Linked DNA regions of Homo sapiens: region 1 is linked to region 2. A link is a contact called in ENCODE Hi-C data. All regions are on one chromosome and are shown on one strand. The core of a region is the stretch at or near the end of the contact, and the rest is flanking DNA. Distances in the headings are between cores, read along the strand shown. Region 1 holds the start of ROCK2 (Rho associated coiled-coil containing protein kinase 2). Region 2 holds the start of GRHL1 (grainyhead like transcription factor 1).

What was found. A loop is a pair of places that touch in the nucleus more often than their neighbours do. Pooled maps may share reads with other maps.
Region 1: a loop to region 2 is called in a map of CD4-positive, alpha-beta memory T cell, with 17 times the contacts of the local background. The contact joins the promoter of ROCK2 here to the promoter of GRHL1 in region 2. A Hi-C loop is called at or near these places in 2 of 168 maps with a recorded cell type or tissue (CD4-positive, alpha-beta memory T cell and naive thymus-derived CD4-positive, alpha-beta T cell), 1 of 37 single-sample maps with no recorded cell type and 10 of 50 pooled maps.

The regions. Positions count from the first base shown.
Region 1 is chr2:11,343,124-11,347,768 of GRCh38, reverse strand. It overlaps ROCK2 (Rho associated coiled-coil containing protein kinase 2), which reads left to right and starts at 3,133. Exons shown (of 33, transcript NM_004850.5): 1 at 3,133-3,773. The coding sequence starts at 3,633. It overlaps LOC124907733 (a long non-coding RNA gene), which reads right to left and starts at 2,257. Exons shown (of 2, transcript XR_007086216.1): 1 at 2,080-2,257. RefSeq lists silencers at 2,649-2,808, 2,879-2,948, 3,089-3,818.
Region 2 is chr2:9,948,131-9,952,942 of GRCh38, reverse strand. GRHL1 (grainyhead like transcription factor 1) reads right to left here and starts at 1,250. Exons shown (of 16, transcript NM_198182.3): 1 at 1,090-1,250. The coding sequence starts at 1,109. It overlaps LOC105373422 (a long non-coding RNA gene), which reads left to right and starts at 2,090. Exons shown (of 3, transcript XR_922784.4): 1 at 2,090-2,238. RefSeq lists silencers at 960-1,499, 1,590-1,639, 1,740-1,789, 1,940-2,019.

The DNA of each region.
Region 1 (4,645 bases), core at 1,884-4,383, 1.4 Mb before region 2:
CACCCCTGTAATCCCAGCACTTTGGGAGGCTGAGGTGAGTGGATCGCTTGAGCTCAGGACTTAGAGAACAGCCTGGGCAACAAGGCAAAATCCTGTCTCTACAAAAAATACAAAAATTAGCCAGGCATGGTGTTGTGTGCTTGCAGTTCCAGCTACTCAGGAGGCTGAAGTGGGAGGACTGCTGGAGCCCTAGAGGTGGAGGTTGCAGTGAGCCAAGATCTCTCGTGCCACTGCACTCCAGCCTGAAGGACAGAATGTAAACCTGCCTCCAATAAATAAATAAATAACAGGTTGGCAGCATCTGTATTTACAGTATGCCTACCCTTTGTTATGACAATTCCACTTTTAGGAATCTATACTATTCAAATATGAGGATACGAGGATGTCAATGGATCATTTTAACAGTGAGAAAATATTAATAATATCTAGCATTGATTGAGGGCCAGCACATTTCTAAGCACTTTATAACAAATATTGTGAGGACCCCGAGACACAGAGGAGTTAGGTAACTTGCTCAGGGTCACATGGCAAGTGTGTGTTTGGGGCAGGATTTTGGCAATTGTTTCTTAACCACTATGCTCTCGAATAGAGAATAATTACAGTGTGGCACATCCAAACTGGGGAGTAGAGGACAGCAGGTAAGCGGAATGAAGCAGATCTCTGCCTATAGACATGGACACGCCTCTAGGACATATTAGTAATGAAGGGAAAAAACCAAGTTGCCAAACACCATGATATGGTATAATTTCATGTCTGTGGGGAAAAGGTAACATGTATCTATAATACATATGTATGAGAATGGCCAAAGGCCTTGAGTGATATAAGAATGTATGTGGAAATATAGTCAGAACAGTAAATTTTAGATTATGTTCCATATATTTCTGGTTCGTTTGAACTTTTACAAGAATGCATTTGTGCATTACTTTTGAAAACAAGAATTGTTGTACTAACCTCCTCCTTACCCTTACCCCATCCTGCAAAAAGGTTTAACTCATATCAACAGATTCATTTTCTCTTCTTCCAGGTAGACAATGGGATAGGTCTTGGGTAAAAATCTTCTGTACCATGGCTTTTTCTGGTCTATATAAATAAGTATATGTAGAACATGCCCAGGATATATATCTTGTTGATCACTACTCTTAAAATAAGGTTTTCATGTTCGGTATTTGGACCATGGCTTCCTGTTATTCCACCAAGCTACATACAAATATACAACCAGTCAAAATTAATTTGGAAACTGAGAACCACAGTGTTTTTTTTTTTTTTTTTTTGAGACAATCTCACTCTGTTGCCCAGGCTGGAGTGCAGCGGTGTGATCACAGCTCACTGCAGCCTTGGCCTCCTGGGCTCAATGGAGGAGGCCTCCAACTCAGCCTCAGGGGGAGCTGGGACTACAGGCACAGGCCACCACGCCCCGCTAGACAGAGTGCTCCTTTTGCCTTGCATATTATTTTGTCATCAGAAAAATAATCCATAATCATAGATTATCTCATTATTTTGCTCCAATGCATAAGTGGGAGTGTCTAGCTCCCTCTGTTCTCCTGGTGGCCTCTGTGGAGGTCTGAATGAGTAGCTCAATACACAGACTTAAAGGACTCTCTGGATGTGAAGTCAGTGTTACTATCTGAAAGGGAAAAGCTGCATTGGATGGATCATCGGGGCCTCTTCCTGCATGAGTCCAGCTAGGGGTGGTTTTAACTAACCTAAAACCAAAGAAGAGGCTCCAACTAATCCAATGGTTTGGATCAAAATGCAACTTTTACAGGGCTGGGGCTTCACCCTATCTTCGGGTTTATCTCTGACATGCCAGGGAGACAGTTCTTAACATTCTTATTACTTAATGGATATCAGATTGTTGCTTTTCGGAGTGGTTTTTCCATTTTTTGAAATTTAATTTGTTCTTAAGTATCTTTACAGAAAAAAATCCCATTTATTTAAGAAGTACTGTATTCTCTGGTTCTTATAGCTGCTCATTTTACATAGTTTTAGTGTGTACAAACGATTTTTTTTGTTTCATTTATTTCTAATATACCTTCTCATGTACTTGCCAAAATTTCATGTTTGACACAGTCTGCATACCTGCCAGGATTCTTGCTGTTAATGTGAAGGCGCCTGTTTGGGTTACTCAATTGTTGGACAACTGGGCCCATTCCCAGGTTTTGGTCATCACGAACATTGTGAATAGCCCTGCTGTTAACATCTTTCTGCAAGTTCTCCCCCTTCTTCGCCCTTTGGATCATTTCCTTGGAAATGTACTTCCTTAAATGGGTTTACTGGGTCAAAGGGGCTCTATGAACGGTTTTATAGCTCTTGGCACATAATTTTCGGATTGCGCCCTGGGCGGATCTAAGCGATGGCACCGGCCGCCGAGAGGGCAGGAATGCGGCGGAACGGTCCCGATAACCACCCCTCTTCCGCCCCCCAAAAGGAGAAGACCCCGCGAAGGCCTGCGGCTGGAAAGCCTTTTTCCGGTGCTCTCCCGTTCTCTTGAAGTGGTTAGTGTCTAAGCCGGGCAGAAACGCTTTCAGGATCCCAGGCCCTCCTGCCCCAGGACTAGGATTCCACCCGCCTCCGCTAATTCGGAATCCCAGACACCCAGGGCCCCCTCTCAGGCTCGCCTCGAAACCCCCGGCCCTGCGGCCCCTCGCGGGCGCCGAGCTCGGTCGCTATTATTTGGGCGCGGGTGAGGCGAGGCCCGCATAGCTGCGCGCTGAGTCAGCGGGGGCCGCGGCGGGGGGCGCGGCCGGGCTCCCCCCCAGCGCACGGTGCGCTGGGCCCGGCGTCTGGGGTTCCGCCTCGGGGCCGCGGGGTAGTCCGCGGGGTCCGGCGGGAGGGGCAGGGGGCGCGCGGAAGGACCCGGCCTGGGTGCGTCTCCCCTCCCCCAGCAGGAGCTCGGCCGTGACCGCGCGCCCGGCTATTCGCCTCAGAGAACCTCGCCAGGGGGAGGAGGCGAGGGCGGGCGAGGAAGGGGCGCAGAGGAGAAAGCGGAGCGGGACAGACGCAGGAAGGGAAAGAAAGGGAGGAAGCGCGGTGCGCGGGGCGGGGCGGGGCGGAGCGCGCGCAGGGCCGGCGGGGACGCGCGCCGGCGGCTGCGGGCGGAGGGGCTTGTGGGTAGCGGCGGCGCGCGGCCGGAGACGGGCGGCCGCGCGGGAGTGTGTGCGCCGGGAGCTGGCTGAGGGACTGCAAGGCGGCCGGCGGCGACCATGGCAGCGGGCCGGCGGCGGCCGTAGTGGCCCAGGCCTGGGCTTCAGCCTCCCGGGGCCCCAGAGGGCGGGGCGGTCCGGGCCGCGGCGGTGGCGGCGCCACTTCCCTGCTCCCGCCCGAGGACTCCTGCGGGCACTCGCTGAGGACCAGCGGACCGGCGGCGCGAATCTGACTGAGGGGCGGGGACGCCGTCTGTTCCCCGCCGCTCCCGGCAGGGCCGGGCCGGGCTGGGCCGGGCTGGGCCGGGCGGGCCCCTGGGAGCAGCCCCCAGGCGGGGGACCGCCTTGGAGACCCGAAGCCGGAGCTAGAGGCAGGCGGTGGGCCCGGGTGGAGTCCCGGCCGGAGCTGGTGGTTCGGGGGCGGTGCTAGGCCCCGAGGCTGCGGGACCTGAGCGCGAGGAGCCTGAGTGCGGGTCCAGCGGTGGCGGCATGAGCCGGCCCCCGCCGACGGGGAAAATGCCCGGCGCCCCCGAGACCGCGCCGGGGGACGGGGCAGGCGCGAGCCGCCAGAGGAAGCTGGAGGCGCTGATCCGAGACCCTCGCTCCCCCATCAACGTGGAGAGCTTGCTGGTAGGTGGCCGGGGCCTGGGAGCTTGCTCGTTGCAGCTCACACCTCAGATCCCCTCTCCGCCCAGCCCTCCGTGCCCGTCCGCCCGTGGGGAGGGGGAGGTCTTGCCCCACCCCGCCCTGCTTCCGGCAGCCGGGGCCGGAGACCAAACGATTCTGTCACCGAGTTCCAAGAGTAGTGACCCGCCTTTGATTCCTCCCTCTACCTCCTGCTGGAGCCAGTGTCATCCCCGGCTGCTCCTTTCTTGCAGCACTGGGAGGAAAACACCCCTCTTCTCCTTCCGCCTGCCCACTCTGGGGAGGTGGGTGGAGGACTGGCCATGCTTCATACACCAGGTTAGCTGATTTGAAAGTGTCATGCTACGTGGGGACTTGGTGCGAGCGAGGGAGAAAGAAACCTGATGCTGTCCCTGTTGCGAGTACTCACTGGGGTACATGACAAAGAGCCGCCCTCACTCTCTCCTTTTAGTCTGAAATCTTGGAACACACAGCTAAAGTTTTGCTGTTTTCACTTGCGTTTGAGCATTCCATACTTGCTATTTAGTGCATTTTAATTGCTGTAAATTTAATTCCCTGAGATTATTGCGCCAGAGCCAAAAAATCAGTCTGAATTGTGGAGTGGAATAAATCTGTCCTCTTCATTGCGTCTCTTTCCTATAACGACCTTTGAAATCCAGATTAATAGCACCGTAAAGGCTGCTAATTGGCTCTTGGTTAAGAAAGGAGCATGTTTTACAAAATAGAAATGCACCGTAGAATGCTGGCTTATTTCTTATTTTTGTTAGGATAGATGATTGTATTTCGCAATTTGAGTAGTGTGCAGTGTAGATGCATTTATGGGAAAAGGGGGTGTGGACTTTTACCCTGGGGAGGGG
Region 2 (4,812 bases), core at 1-2,500:
TGAAATATGTTTCAGGCAATAATTTAACTGCATATTCTACAACATAAGAGTAATCCATTTAAGATACTCCATACAAAATATCTATCTCATCCAGAAAAAGAACACACTGACAAAAACCGATCCTTCACAAATAACTAAGAAACTGGGAGGGGTACCTATCTGCCTTAAACTTCCTGATCTGAAATATACTGACTGGCCTGGTGCGATTTCCCTGTTTTTTCTTTAGTAAGTTTTTAAAATTTTTAGGACAATTTTATATTTTCAGAAAAGCTGCAAAGAAAATACAGAAAACTCCCTCGCCCAGTTAATCCCCCATGCCTTATTACACTACCACCTCACATTTGTCGAAATACGCTTTTAAATCACACACTCTAAAAAGCATATTAGCTTGTACAGTACTTTCTCGTTTAACACCCGGATTTCAAAGTTTCATCCTCTTGATTCTCTCGAGCACTAAAAACACGGTAATCTGTAATTACCATCAATGATGCAAGTGGCAAAATAACTCCTACAGCCGTTTTCCCACTCATGCCGCCAGCCAGGGAAAAGAAAACGCCCGGACATCGGGGCACTTCAACCTTTCCCTACATTTCTGTTTTGGAGGTTCCAGCAGGTCGCCGAGTGACGAGCCTGAGACCACAGATTACCTGGAGAAGTCCACCTGTCCCGACGCGGCGCGAGCCCCACCAGGCTCCCGAGGCCGACCGGGCAGGAGAGGGGGGCGGGGAGGCCCGGGGGCGTTGGCTGCGCCCCGACCTCGCGCCGCACCCGACCGCGCCGGGGGCCCGGACCCCAAGGTGCGCGCCCGAGGGGACCCAACCTGGCCGCGGAGGAGGGGAGGAGGGTGGCCCCTCCGGTGTCGAGTTTCCCCGAGGACAGGGTCTCTCCTCCCGAGGCTCCGACCGAACAAAGAGCACGGCAGGGCTAAGGGGCAAAGGCCGTGGCGGCGTGGAGTGGACAGCGGCCCCCGGCTCGCGCCCCGCGCCCGCCCGCCCGCGCGGCCTCGGGTCTGCGCCCGGCTCGCTCGCTGCAGGTGCGGCCCCTCAGCGCGGCCCCCCCGCGGCGGCCGGACTCCTGCGCCTCACTCACTTGTCGTACTCCTGTGTCATCGCGCCCGCTCGCCGCTGCCGGGCCGCAGAACTGGACTTTCGGGTTGGGACAGTACACCCGATCCGGGGGGAGGAGGCGGCGGCGGCGGCTGCGGGTCCGGAGCGGCGGCCCCGACGGGTTGGGTTTGCTTTTCTCGCTCTGAGCCGGCTCCGCGCGGGCTGCGCGCACTGGGCGCCGGGCTCGGCCGCTCATTGGCTGGCGATGCGCCGGCTGGGGGCGAGGCCTCGGGGCTGGGAGGCCGGTCGCGCCTCCTGATTGGTCGGCGAGAAGAGCGCCGGGGCGGGGCTGACGGGGACGAGCGGCGCGGGGCGGGGGGCGGGGGCCGCGCGTTCCGCGAGGTTGCGCCCGGGACTGCGCTCCCGGGGCTGCGCGCCCGACTCGCGGCCGTACGCGCCTGCCCTGACAGGAGAGGGAGCGCTGCGGCTGCGGCGCGCACCCGCCAACCTCCGCGCGCACCGAGAGCGCCCCCGCTCGCGCCCCGCCACCGCCCCCGCCGCCCCCGCCGTCCCCGCCGTCCCCGGCCATCCCCTTCGCGACGAGCCCCGGCCGTACAGCCGCCTCCTTCTTCGCTCACTCAGGCCTCCGCGCCCCGTGCCCACATTGCCCGCTGTTCCGGCCCCAGCGCCCCGCGCTGCCCCTGCGCTCGCCCGGCGGGGGCGCCTCTGCCGGTCGCCGCGCTCCCCGGTCGCGCGTCTCACCTCTCGGTTCTCGCAGGCTGTCACGCCCGAGTCCCGTGGCTTCCCCCGAGAGCCGTCTCCGGAATGTCCCTTCTCCTGGCCCACCGCGGCCGCGCGCTTTTAGGATTTCTTGCCCTCGCAGCTCCCGCGGTCCCCTCGGCGGCAGTCCCTGGGGCTCCGCGATGTCTGTGCCCCGCAGCCTCCCGGGCGCCACTTCCCCGCGCGGCCGCCCCACGCTGCCCGTGCAGTCGCGCGCCCCGGGCCGGCCCCGGGCACCACTCCACCGCGACGGCCCCCACTTGTCCTTCCCGAGCTGCCGTCTTTCCCAGGGTCCGCTCACTGAGTCCCCACATGCCCAGCGTCGGACCTGACCCTCGGACAGGCGCGGCCCCAGACGCCGGGGACAGGGCAGTCAACAGAACAGACACAACTCCTCGCCTTCCTAGTTGGGGTAACGGGCAATACAAAAACAAGTAAATGGTGTGGCTGGTTGGAAGGTAAAGCAGGCAGGCCCTGGGGAGGCGGGGAGGAGCGAGGCTTTCAGGCTTGAAGGAGATGAGGGGCCACGAAGGTGGGACTGTACCTGAGGCAGGGACCCTGGTGTGTTTTGTGACCCTTGAGGAGACCCGGGTGGCTGGTGGGGCACAGGGAGGCGGGAGCTGCGGTCAGAGATAGTGGGCGCAGGGGAGCGGATTGAGCAGGGCCTTGCCGGCTTCCGTAAGGACTGTGGCTTTCCCTCTGGGCTAGGTGGGGACGCCTTGGAGGGGCTTGGAGCAGGGTAGTGACAGGGTCTCACATTTTAAAATAGTTCTCTGCTGCTGCGTGGTGGGGACCAGGTAGGAGGCCATTGCCATGATGCAGGCCGAGGGCAATAGAGTGAGGTGGTGGGAAGTGGCCGAATTCTGGATATGCTTTGAAGGTGGGACCAGCAGGATTGTCTGAAAATTGGATATGGGGTGTGAGAGAAAGAGAGAATCAAGGATGACTACAGCGTTTCCAGCTGGGCAACTGGAGGAATGATTTGCCATCCCCTGGGATACAGAAGACCTGGGGCATAGAAGATTTGGGGGAGAACGAGAGTCTGTTTTGGACGTGCTAAGCTCAAGATGTATGGGAGATAAAAATCCATGAATCAGGTGGGCTCCTGGGTACGAGGCTGGAGTGCAAGGGAGAAGTCTGGGCTGAAGCTCACATCTGGGCGCCGCCCACGTCTAGAGGCCATTTAAAGCCATGAGAAGGCAGGAAGGAAAGAGGATGGGACCCATGCTGGATCCAGGAGCCTCCGACACAGAAAGGCTGGGAGGAAGAGCCAGTGGAGGAGACAGAAGACGGGGACACCGAGGTCGGAAGCAATGGAAGCGTGGAAGCCAAGGGAAGGAGGTGAAGTGAGGAGCAGCATGAGGTCACAGGGCCCTCCTGCAGCCAGCAGTCCCTCCTCTGTGCCCTGGTCCAAGGCCTTCAGGGACCGGAATCGGCAGCCTCACTTGAGACCGCCCTTCGCAGTTTCTGTCCTCTGACCCCGGGCCCAGCACTGGATCCATGCAGCCTGTTGTTTGTTCTTACCACTAGTTTCCTGTTTAAATCATTTATTATTTTTTTCTTTTCCTTTTTTTTTTTTTTTTTTTTTTTGAGGCGGAATCTCCCTCTGTTGCCCAGGCTGGAGTGCAGTGCCGTGATCTCAGCTTACTGCAACCTCTGCCTCCTGGGTTCAAGCGACTCTCCTGCCTCAGCCTCCCAAGTAGCTAGGATCACAGGCGCCCACCACCACGCTCGGCTAATTTTTCTATTTTTAGTAGAGATGGGGTTTCACTAAGTTGACCAGGCAGGTCTCAAACTCCTGACCTCAGGCAATCTGCCCGCCTCGGCCTCTCAAAGTGCTGGGATTACAGGCATGAGTCACCGCGCCCTGCCAAATCAATTATGTTTTCTAAGCACGCTAATTTAAGAAAAATGCTAGTCAATAACAGCACAGATGGTCCCAAATAGGGTACAAGTCATCAGGGTGGTGCCAAAGTGACTGACTTGGGAACAGTGTCCCTCTACCTGCCTTTCTTCTATTTCCTCTGACCCGGCTCCACACTGCCACTGGAGTGGCCTTTATAAAACACAGATTTCTTGTCACTCAGTTATACTCACCATAAAGTCCACACTCCTGAGCTCAGCCTCCCCTTGGCGGCCCAGCACTTCCCTTACTGCTCACTCCCAAGCACCGTCCCCGCATTCCCTGCTCCTTCCCTCCATGCTTGGCCCACTCCACTCAACTTCCAGCCTGGCTCATTTCCTCCAGGTGGCCTTCCCAACCCTCTAGGCTGGACAAGGTGTCCTGTGGGATCCACAGCGCCTTCTGCATTGCCCATCACCATGTTTGTCTTATGGGCTTTCCTGTTTGTGTCTGTCTCCACCAAGTGTGAGCTTTTCCAGAGAGGGCAGCGGTTGTACCACCTTCATTTTTATGTTCCTGGTGCCTGGTATATACATAGAAAATATCCAGCAAATGTCTACTGAATGGATGCAGTCCTCTGCAGGCATGCGTTCTGCGCCCAGTCTCCTCCCTTCTGTAGCATAGCTAGGGCTCTTTTAAATGACCCCCCCCACCGTTGCAGAAGATGAAAGTCCTTGAGCCTAATACATGGTAGGCACAAAATAAATAGGGGATGAATGAAGAAATATCCAATCATAAAGCCAAAAACAAGAACAGGAAGAGCCTGAGGTTATTAGACCATAGCTGTAGTAATTAAAAACATTGGGTCTATTTTGTCAATTTGAATATGGGATTGTTTAGTTTGTCTCTAATAGCTCTCTAAAACAGAAATGAAAATCTCTATCTATGACCTGTTGCCATGAACCCTGTTTATTTCATTTTATTTTATCTGAGACAGGGTCTCACTGTGTTACTCAGGCTGGAGTGCAGTGGCACCATCACAGCTCACCGCAGCCTTGACTTCCCAGGCTCAAGTGATTCTCCCACCTCAGCCTCCTGAGTAGCTGGGGCTACACGTGCACACCACCACACCTGGCTAGTGTG